2 separate regions of the Homo sapiens genome follow, and region 2 is linked to region 1. The links are chromatin contacts, found by Hi-C in ENCODE. All regions are on one chromosome and are shown on one strand. Each heading gives the region's core, a stretch centred on a gene start or an enhancer-like site at or near the end of the contact. The rest is flanking DNA. Distances are from core to core; before and after follow the strand shown.

What was found. A loop is a pair of places that touch in the nucleus more often than their neighbours do. Pooled maps may share reads with other maps.
Region 2: a pooled map shows a loop between it and region 1 (11-fold over the local background). The contact joins the promoter of BCORL1 here to the promoter of STAG2 in region 1. A Hi-C loop is called at or near these places in 6 of 50 pooled maps.

The regions. Positions count from the first base shown.
Region 1 is chrX:123,960,456-123,965,226 of GRCh38, forward strand. It overlaps STAG2 (STAG2 cohesin complex component), which reads left to right and starts at 1,251. Exons shown (of 35, transcript NM_001042750.2): 1 at 1,251-1,401. STAG2-AS1 (STAG2 antisense RNA 1) reads right to left here and starts at 886. Exons shown (of 2, transcript NR_130770.1): 1 at 734-886. RefSeq lists enhancers at 1-132, 831-880, 2,309-2,408, 2,499-2,758 and a silencer at 1,201-1,340.
Region 2 is chrX:129,980,138-129,985,140 of GRCh38, forward strand. It overlaps BCORL1 (BCL6 corepressor like 1), which reads left to right and starts at 2,498. Exons shown (of 14, transcript NM_001379451.1): 1 at 2,498-2,625. RefSeq lists a silencer at 3,327-3,563.

The DNA of each region.
Region 1 (4,771 bases), core at 1-2,500:
TTGCAGTGGCAACTCTCTGCCGCTAGATGCCGCTCCCTCCCAACGGGAGCCGGGCGCGGGTTCGTGGCCGACAGATGGCGCCTGCGCGTTCCATTCGCCTCCAAGTCGCCGAAGAGCGAACACCCCAAACAATCCCGAAGCGCCACCAAAAAAAAAAAAAAAAAAAAAAAAAAAAAAAAAAAAAAAAAGAAAAAAAACCCCGCCGGATCCGACCGCCACTTTCAAAACCCCCCACCGCTCTAGAACCGCGGGAGCTTCCGTCCCTGAGTAGAATTCGAGGGTGTAAAGAAGAGGAAGGGGAAAAATATCTTGTACCAGCCCAGGGGTGAAGAAGCCCCCGGCCTGAGAAAGAAGGAGGAGTGGGGGAGGCGAACAGTCTCGTTGCTGCCTCTGTGTACGCTGAGGGGGGAGGTAAGTTATAAAATGGCGGAGGCGAAGCTTCTAGAAGTTTGGAGGGGCACCCGGAGGGCGCTTGGCCCACCGTGAGGTGTGTATGATTGAAACAGGGCGAGAGAGAGGAGTTGGGAGGGAAAGAGGTTGGGCACTCTGTTGCCATTGAATTTCCCCTCTGCTTTCTTCGCCCCCATGGGGGGCAGCCATGGAACGGGGGGCAGAGTCCAGGCGGGAGGATCTTTCTCGCCCCCGCGGCGCCCCCCGCCCTCCTTTCTCCCTTCTCCCCCCAAGTCGCTACCCCAACACTTCCAAGGAACTTCCAGCCCCCCTTCCTCCCTACCTCCTACTCCTAGAGTGGCTTTCTACCGCAGGGCTCTTCTTTTCGACTACCCTCGCTGAAGATTTTCTCTTCCTTCCCTCGCCCAACTCTCCCTCGGGGCCTCTACGGAGACCCCCCCCCCCCATGGGTGGCCCAAAATGGAGAACGCGGAGCAGCGCAAGATGGAGGCTCCGCTTCTCTGTGTAGCAGTAGATTTAGGTTCCTTTTCTCCGGCAGGCTCCTAAGCCTAGGAGAGCCCGAACTGGAGGTGGGGTGGGGTGCGAGCCGTAGTCGGGGGAGGAAAGCCGGGAGGCTGTGGTTGGGGTGGGGGAGAGCGCGGTGTCGCGGTGAGGGGAAGGCAGAGAGCAAAATGGTGGTGCTGGGAACCTAGGGGGGAGGGGAGAAAGGAGGCTCAGTTGTGTATATTTGGGCCTCGGACCGAGGGAGGCGAGGGAAAATCTACTCTGATCACACCCCTCCCTCGTGCCCCCTCCCTTCTCCCTTCCCCTCCTCCCTTCCCTCCCTCCCCCCTCCCTCCCTCTCTTCCTCCCTTCCTAGAGAGGGAACAACATTCATGTGACGGGCCCCTCTGCTTCTCCCCCGCCCCATCATCTCCAGCGCGTGGTGGGGGAACTGCTGGGGAAGGCGATTGGCATCGATCTCTCCATCCCTTCCGAGGCCCGACTTCGGTCAGTTTTCTTCGGGCAACAATTTTCTAAATTGGCTGGGGTCTGGCGGTGTTGGCCCCCGCGCGCAGACCTTGCCCCGAAGGGGGCCCTGCCTGCCTGGCATGGGCGGAGGGGGGAAGGGCGGGAGTGGAAGGCTGTTTGTTGGGGGGTTTTGGCGCCACTTTTGTTTTAGTTTTAGTGCTGCTTTTCATTCCCACCCCCACCCGCACTGTCTTTCTCAAGGCACGAACTGAGCTGATCCTTGCCCCAGGTAGGCAGCCTGTGCGTTTTCACTCCACACTTTTATTCTTGCTCGGGGTCGACTTTCTTTTTTCTTCTCCCCTGGATCCGGAGATCTGCGGACGGCGATTTTGGGACGAAAAGGGTCGGATGGGCCGTGGGAGAGAGAAGGTGTGGGAAACAGCATCAAGTAGTTCCGCAAAACTTTGAGCCCCGTTCCCATTTTCTTTTGGCCTAGAATTGTGAACGTATTGTTGATTTCGGCCTTTTTTTCCCCCCGTCGCGAGAATGTCTTGTTTTGCCTTTAGTTTTTTATAAACCGCTGTACTTTCGACATTTAGTTTCCGCTCCCCCTTGGTGCATATGTCATTTTATTTTTAATCCTTAACTGTAATGGGTTATCGTGTGATTTTCGTGCTTCAGTGCTCGGCTTTAATTTTTAATATTGTATTAGTAGTTTCATCCGGTTTGTGAGACTTTCTCTTCCGTGGCCTAGAATGTTTTTTATGTTGTTGCCTACCACCCCTCTTCCCTCTCCCTCCTTCTTTCTCTTGGATGTAGTTTTTAAATTGAGGGCCATGGTGTTGGATTAAATGGTAATTTACAGTTTACATGATATATCTATTGGAAACTTTTGATCTGTAAGGTTAGATTTAAAGTAAACGAGGCGCTTGTGTTGGTTTGCAATGGTTCCTTAAAATGCGCGGGCCACCCCCTTCTCCCACCATAAAGCCCCATCTTCCCTTCACACTGGAGTGTAAATTCCATACCCCTTTTCTCCCACGGACCGCCGTATTTCGCAGCAGCCACACCCTGTATTTGTCTCTGTGGATTGGACTCATTATCAGCTTAATTTAGTGACTCTTAAACCACCATGATGGGACTTGCTTAAGCACGAAGCTTCTTTTCCTGTTTAGTCCTAGTGGTTAGTGTCGAAAGAGGAATCATCGAGGTTTCTTGATGAAACCTAGTGCGGTCCAACCTCTGCCTTTTTTTCTGTTGTCTTTTTTCCTACTCCGGGCTGTTGGCGGTGTCAGCACCGCTGCTGGGGGCGGGGGTGGAGGGGAGAAAGAGTCGGGTTACCGAAGTGCGTCATTCCTGGCTCTAGCAGGGCCTGCTCGGGAGCTGCTGGTGTTTGTTACTGTCCTCGCAGCACTTTTCTGCCAACCTTCTCTCTCTGCGTATTGGTTAGGAGCAAAAGCAGGAGGCGGTCTCCTAATTCTGTCTGTAGCCTAGCGCGTTGCGTTTAAGGGTATATCTGAACTTATTTTGTTAAAAAAAAGGCTCTGGGAAGTGGATGCATTTGTTTAATGACATATAATTCAGGTAGTTTAGGCTTGCTCTCATATACTTTCCGATGAACAGTGGGGTTAATTTTCAACATTTTCAACCACTTAACGTTAAAATGCCTGGTTTTCTTTCTACATTGATATCAATCTATAATTAGGGATCAGAAGGACCAGTTTAAGGTATATAAGTGTTCAGCAGTTTTTCAAGTGGTTGAATTGCAGTTTTATGACACATTATGTTAAATAGTCGATTTTTTTTTTTCATTTTGAACTAAGGTGCCACGTTAAGTAAGTTAATTGCAGATGTTTAAGTTCGTTTTCATCACATTTCCCTATTTGTCTTTTTAGGTATAATTTTAAATATGCCCTTTGGGTTTATGGACTTCATTAAAATTCTTAAAGATGGTTATATCTTTGTGTTTAACTGAATTCTTAAATTTATCACCTACCAAAGAATTGTGTAAGGCGTAAGGCGGCTGTATAGTTACATTGTTGGATTTTGACTTAACATGCTAGTTTTTGATACTTTTGCTATCTTTGGGTAGAAGTGTACTTAGAGAACATAGTATCTTCCTCTTAATTCTTTTTGAAGATAATAATGAGAGGAGGGAGTGGGTAGGAGGTAGGTGTGAAGCAGAAGTGGCCTTGAGTTGATTATTGTAGCTGGATGAATACAGAAGCGCTCATTGTTACTATTATTCTCTCTACTTTTGTGCGTGCTGTTAAACATTTCCATAGTTTAAGATAAACTTTTTTTGCAGTAGAATTTCCAGATTGTCTTACAGTCTTGGGGGTAATGACTTAAGTTTATATTTACATGTCAAAATTACTTGCATAGGAAATTTAGCCTTGTGTAAGTGATTACACAATGCTTGGCAAAACTTTCAAAAAAAAAAAAACGTTTAAACGGGAACTAGTATAAAACAGGCAACATAAATACTTATAAATTGGTTGAACTTTAAATGTTTATAACTTAGCCTGAATGTGCTCTACTTTTAGTTTCCTTTTTAATTCTTTGAAAACAGGAAAATTCCATTTGCAATTTTTGTAAATTCTGCTTAGTGTCTATTTCATCAAGTTGGAGTTACAGTGAGTCAGTATGAAAGGGATTTACTATTAATAGGAGGGGCTTTGGCAGTTGCAGTAAGTGACAGTGGAAGGGATTGAGGTACCATAGGGAGCATTCCTGGTAGAAAGATCTAGGTAGCTGAATTCAGTTTCAGAATTTGGTGTTTAATGACTAGGTAGAGAAGTGGGTTGGAAAAGAAATGTACTTATTAGCTATTCCTTCCCACTGTGAAGTAACTATAGTATTCTAAGGTGTATCAGAGACTGGCAGAGAGGGTGGAGTGGGTTTTTTTTTTTTTAACTGATAAGAAAATGAGTGTTTACATTTAAAATGGTTTAAATCACCTCATGCCCCAAGGATCTGGTGCTATAACTAGTTAGAAGTTGATATGTAAAATATTTCAATATTGTCTGTTAACATTCTGACCATTACCCGTAAACAGTAAAAATGTGTTGCAATGACAATCCTTGGTCTCCCTTAATTAGTGCATTTGTGAACTGCTCCTAAATTCTATTAAGGTAAGTGCCTTTTTTTTTTTTTTTTTTGGCAGTTCTATACTGTTCAGTGTCAGGTTTATTTTTTTCCCCCAGGAGATACATTTTAAAAATACATGTCACAGTTCCGAAAGGAATCCAAAACAATGGATATTTAATTTATAGCAAAATTTCACCCCAATCTGGGAACAGACATTTTGTAACTGTTACCATTAGTCTGTTTGTGTATTTCATATTCAGGATTTTAGCTTTAGAAGGATGTTAAAGGAAAATAGGTGACATATTTCAAATTTTTATTC
Region 2 (5,003 bases), core at 1,248-3,747, 6.0 Mb after region 1:
CCCGTGGCCAGTGCGGGGTCTGCGGCTGCCCGGCGAGGTTCCGGCTTCCCCGGGACTGGCAGGGGGAGCCCCGAGAACTGCAGGCCCGCCCCCCCTTCCTCCTCCTCCTTCCCCTCCTCCCCCACGTGTCCTCCCTGAGCCCAGCAGCCTGATCCCAGCACCCCCCGCCACCTCCCTCCTCCCGCTTCGCCCGCTTCCCCGGCGGCGTGGAGAAGAGCAAAGTTGCGACAGCGGCCGGGGGCTCTGCCCAGGTAAAGGGGGCGCCGTGAGGCGGGGGTGGTGGGGGAACGGTGCGGCCCTGCGGCGGGGGCGGGGGGAGGATAAAGAAACTTGCTTCCCGCGGCCCCCACCCCGCGTGGGTTCCGATCTTGCGTGGAACGAGCCCGCGTGGCGAGTCGCGGCAACACTGCCGGGACCGAGGCCGGCACCTGGACCCGGACCCGGACCGCGCGCTTGGGCCGGCTCGGCGGGCGCAGGCAGCGGGCCAGGCCAGCACCCAGGCAAGGGCGGGGTGGGTGGCCGTACACCGGACCGAATCGGGGACTCCGGTGGCGTGGGCGCGGGCCGAACCCCGACCGGGCCGAGTTGGGTGGCGAAGTAGGACGTGGATTCGGGGGCGGGGCGCGGCGGGAGGGGGAAACCAGGCCTGGCCAGACTGGCCTGGGCGTGGGGGCGGGGGGCGAGTTCGGGGCACTTGCTGGGCTCTGGACCGAGCGGTAGGGCGGGGCGGCGCTAGGGGCTGGGCCGGACCCGCAGGGAGAGGGCGAGGGGAGGGAGAGCCGGGGGTGGAGTAGGGGCGTGGAGTTGTGAGCGGGGTCTGGCCTCGGCCGGGGGCGAAGGTAGATCGGCGGGGCCGCGAGCGGAGGGAGGGAGGCCCGCGGCGGCGCGGCGGCAGCGAAGGCCAGCTTCCGCGGAGTTTGTGCCCGGGCTTCCCGGGCTCTGGCCGCCTCACGCGCACAAATGGGGCTAGGGGACTGAGTGGTAAGCAACTCCGAGTGTTAGACGGTGATCGGGCGGCGATTCCGGGAAAAGCGAGGAAAGACACAGTCTGCGATTGTGCCGCACCCCCCACCCACCTCTTAGCATCTGGATTCTGCTCTCGTAGTGGGGGCCGCGGACCCTCCCCGCCACAGTCCTTTTACTCTCCAGCACTCCCACCGCCTTCCCCCTTCTTCAGCCATCTGACTCTCCTAGGGGTATGTGTTTTTGGGGGTGGACGGCGACGGGGGTGGGGGATACTTTCCTTCCCGTGGCGGCAACCTAGTTCGTATCTTATTCCTACAAGGTAGCGTCGCTTCGAGTCGCATGGACATTGGGGTTTAGATAATTTACCCCCCACCCAAGCGATTTAATGGCTTTTAAGCAAAAGGCGAATACCTGGATTTCCATGGGAGGGATGAGGTTTGAAGATTGGGATTCACCCCTAGCTCACTTCCACTACCAACCCCTCTTTCTTGTGAGCCACTTCCACGGGTATTCAAATCTGGGGGGGAGGGGGGACGGGAGTATTAATATGCTTCTCTATTTCTACACAGGGTCGGCGTGGCGAAGGACGGCTAGCCTTGGAGGGAAAGTAGCCACCAGTCCAACTCGGGTCGCCCCCACCATTATTTCGGTGAGGGGGCAACGCTAAGAAGGGGATACTGGTGGGTAGGGGCCCAGTATAAGGGAGGGGGCTGGGTAGTCGTCCCCAGAAGGACTCCGTGTCTTGGCGGGGAGAGAGAGAGGCGAGCCCCGGCTTCAGGGGAGGGGTTCCGGGGAGGGAGATGGGGGGGTGGCGACGACGGTGGGGGGGGGAGCGGGAAGAAGGGGGAGTCACGCCCTGCCTGCAAGGGGAGCCTCCCTCAGGCCCCTGGGAGAAGGGGACTGAATGCGTCTGTTCTCCGCTGCCCGGCAGAGGAGATCTGGGGTCTCGAGATTTGCACACTGGATCGGCACCAGTGGCCTGAGAAAGTCAGGTCGGGGCATAAGGTGGAGAACGTTGGAAGAAAGAGAGAGAACCCTTTGGCCGCGGCTCACTGACCCTCTCCCTTCCTCAACCTCCCCCTTCGAGGGGCGTCGAGGTGGGGGGGGACGTGGGGCTCCTGCAGCCCCGCAGATTGAGCGCCTCCGCCTCTCCCAGGAGTCTAGCTTTTTGCCCGGCTTGCTGCAGCCACTGCTGCCTCCCTCTCCGGAATCCGCTCGGTCCTCTCAGCGATCCCCTCCTCCTCTCCTCCCCTCCCAGTGTCACCGGGGCTGCTTGGCTCTGCCCCCTTCGCCGCCGCTTGCTCCCTGCTTTCGTCCCTCCCTCTCTTGCTCGCTCCCTCCCTTCGCCTCCTCCTCCCCATTCCCCCCCACCCGCGTAGGCCGCATTCTGGGAGTTGTAGTCCGGTGGAGCGGGGGTTGGCGCCGCCCGCGGACCCAGCCGGACTCCACTTCCCGTCGAGCCCTGCGACCGGCACCCACTCCACCAGGCTTCGCTCGCACACAGACACACACACACACCGCTCTCCCCCTCACTCTTTCGCTCGCCGCGGCTGCTGCCAGTGTGTGGCTCTGTCTCTCCTCCGCTTTGCTGAGCCCTCCCTTCTTCCTCTCAGTTCCTAGAGTCCGACCGCCGCCGCCGCCGAGAGAGAGGAGAAGGAGGTCGGTGGCGATAAGGGGCGGAGGGGGGCATCAGATCGGGGCAGTATTAGGCGGGTGGCGGTTAAGAGGGAGTAAGAGGGAGCCCGGGTGGCGGCCTGAGCCTCCCCGCGGAGCCGACCCGGGAACAGGTGCGTCTTTTTTCTCTCTCCCCCAATCCCTCCACCCCTTTTGACTCCCCGGCTTTTTCGTATCCCCCCACCCGCTTCTTTCTATCTTAAGCCTTTCTCCAACCCTGTTCCTTCTTTTCCCTGCGGCCGCTCGGCTTGCCCCCCGGGGGCGCCGTCCTCTTCGTGTCCCCGGACGTAGCGCTCCCTGGAGCTGGGTATGTCTTCGCCCCTCCCTTCGGGACAGCTCCCTTCCACTTCCCACCTTCGTACCCCATCCCCTGACTTGCCCTACCCCCTTCTCGACCCCCTTCTCTCTTAGCCAGGTGAGACTCGTTCGCCACGATCCAAGAGAGTCTTCTTCCCGGCTGGGCGGGGGTCTCCATGGAAACGGGGGTCGGTTGATCCTGGGGGGGAAACCATAGGAATTACCCCACTCCTCGGAAAGGGAGGTGGAGGCTATGGTCTTGTTAACTACCTGACTCCAACCCCCGATCCAAGGATCCGACGATCCGAAGGGAGGCTGGCTAGCAGGGCAGGGCGAGAAAAGGCTTTTTTTTGGGGGGGGGGGGTGTCCGTGATGAAGTGTTGAAGAGACCGGGAGAAAATGCCCTCCAACCTCAGAGGGGAGGTGCGACGGGTGCTCTTCAGGGCTGCTTTCTTCCCGGCGCTGGGGTGCGGGAATCGTAGGGTAAGGGGTACCCCTAGGTGGCGGCGGGGCCTGGGTTCGGGAGTGGGAGTGCTGTGATGGGGGCAGGGGCAATTATCCGAGTCCCTGGAAAAAAGGCGGGGGATGACTTCGGAGCGCCCTGGCTCCGCTGCCCTCGCTCTAGGGGCGGGGGCCGCCGGGCCGGGCGCGGCGGGGAGGGGGCTTAAATTGAAGGAAGATGAGATCGGGGGCAATTCATACTAGCACCGGCAAGCCAGAGGGGAGATCCGGCGTGCAAGCCCTCCACCCGCTTCGCGCCAGGCCTGGAGGCAAGGGGTCGGCGAGCGAAGCCGAGGGCTGGAAGGAGGGAGGCTCCGGTTACGGGGCCGGGTTTCGGGATCAGGGGCAATCCCCCGGCCCTTGGAGAAGGAGGGAGAGGGATGGCCGCGAACCCCAGGGCTCCCCCACCCCGGGTCCTAAGGGGCGTGAGGGACGGACAGCAGGCCCAGCGGAGCTGGATTCGAGCGGATCGCGGCCGGGGAGTGGGAGGGCTTAGTGGTGGGCTTCGGGGGGAGCAGTCCGGCGGCGGGGCGGGCGGGCGGGGCGTGGGGCTCCGGCGGGCGGCGGGGCGGGGCCGGGGGCGGCGCTGCTGCCGCCGCCGCTGCCGCCGCCGCCGCTGCTGCTCCTGCTGGGGCCGCCGCAGCCGTTGCCGCCGCCGCCGCCGCCGCTTCTGGGCGGGGAACGGAGGCCAAAGAGAGTCCCGTGCCGGGGCAGAGGGCGCAGGCGGCGCGCGGTGGGGAGGGGGCCGTCCTGGGGGCGGGGGCAGGCGGGGGGGTGGAGCCCCCGACGGGGGGCGGTACGAGCCGGGACGACGACGACGAGGAGCCCCGGGGGCCGGGTGCATGGAGGACGAGGTGCTGGGAGAAGGAAGGGGGGTGTGGGTCCCGCGACTGGCCTCGTGGGCTTGGCTCCTCGAGGTTCGGTTTCGGGACAGAGCCCTGCAGGGGCGCCAAGAGGCCGGGGAAGGGATAGGGAGGTGAACTGGTCGGTGGAGGGGGCCCTCCTCGCCGGGGTCCCGCCGAGAGGAAGGCTGGGCCAGAGGGACGTCCGGGGCAAGGCTGGGAGGAGCCGGCCGCACCTCGGCTGGGGATTTCGCGTTATGGAGGTGCGGGAGATTGTTGTAGGGAAAGACGTGGTCGAGGGGAAAGGTGGGAGGGAAACACTGCAAACCCGGGAGGCCAACAGCACAGGCCCGTGGGGGTGCCCTTCTATTCCGCTCGCACCTCCTCCCTCCCTGAGTGGAAGCACTATGTTTTTGTTTTATTGTTTTGAAATTTTCAATGTTGGCTGATCGAAACTGTCGATGGGGTGATATTCATTCTTGGTGTCTCCTGGAGTAGACAGTAAAGACAGGCATCCTTTGGCGAGCAAGCATCTAGCCCAGGGTTTAGAGGCTCTTTACGTTAGTGTGGGAAGGGGGCCCGGTAACTTTGTGCCACAGCTTGACTACTGTTAAGGCAGTTTGGAGGTCGTCCCTGTGGTACAGAGGTGGAGTACAATTGCAAAAATCTTCAGTAAGACTTCTGGAGATGAGTTGTAGGTTAGCGTTACAGTGGTTAGCCCTG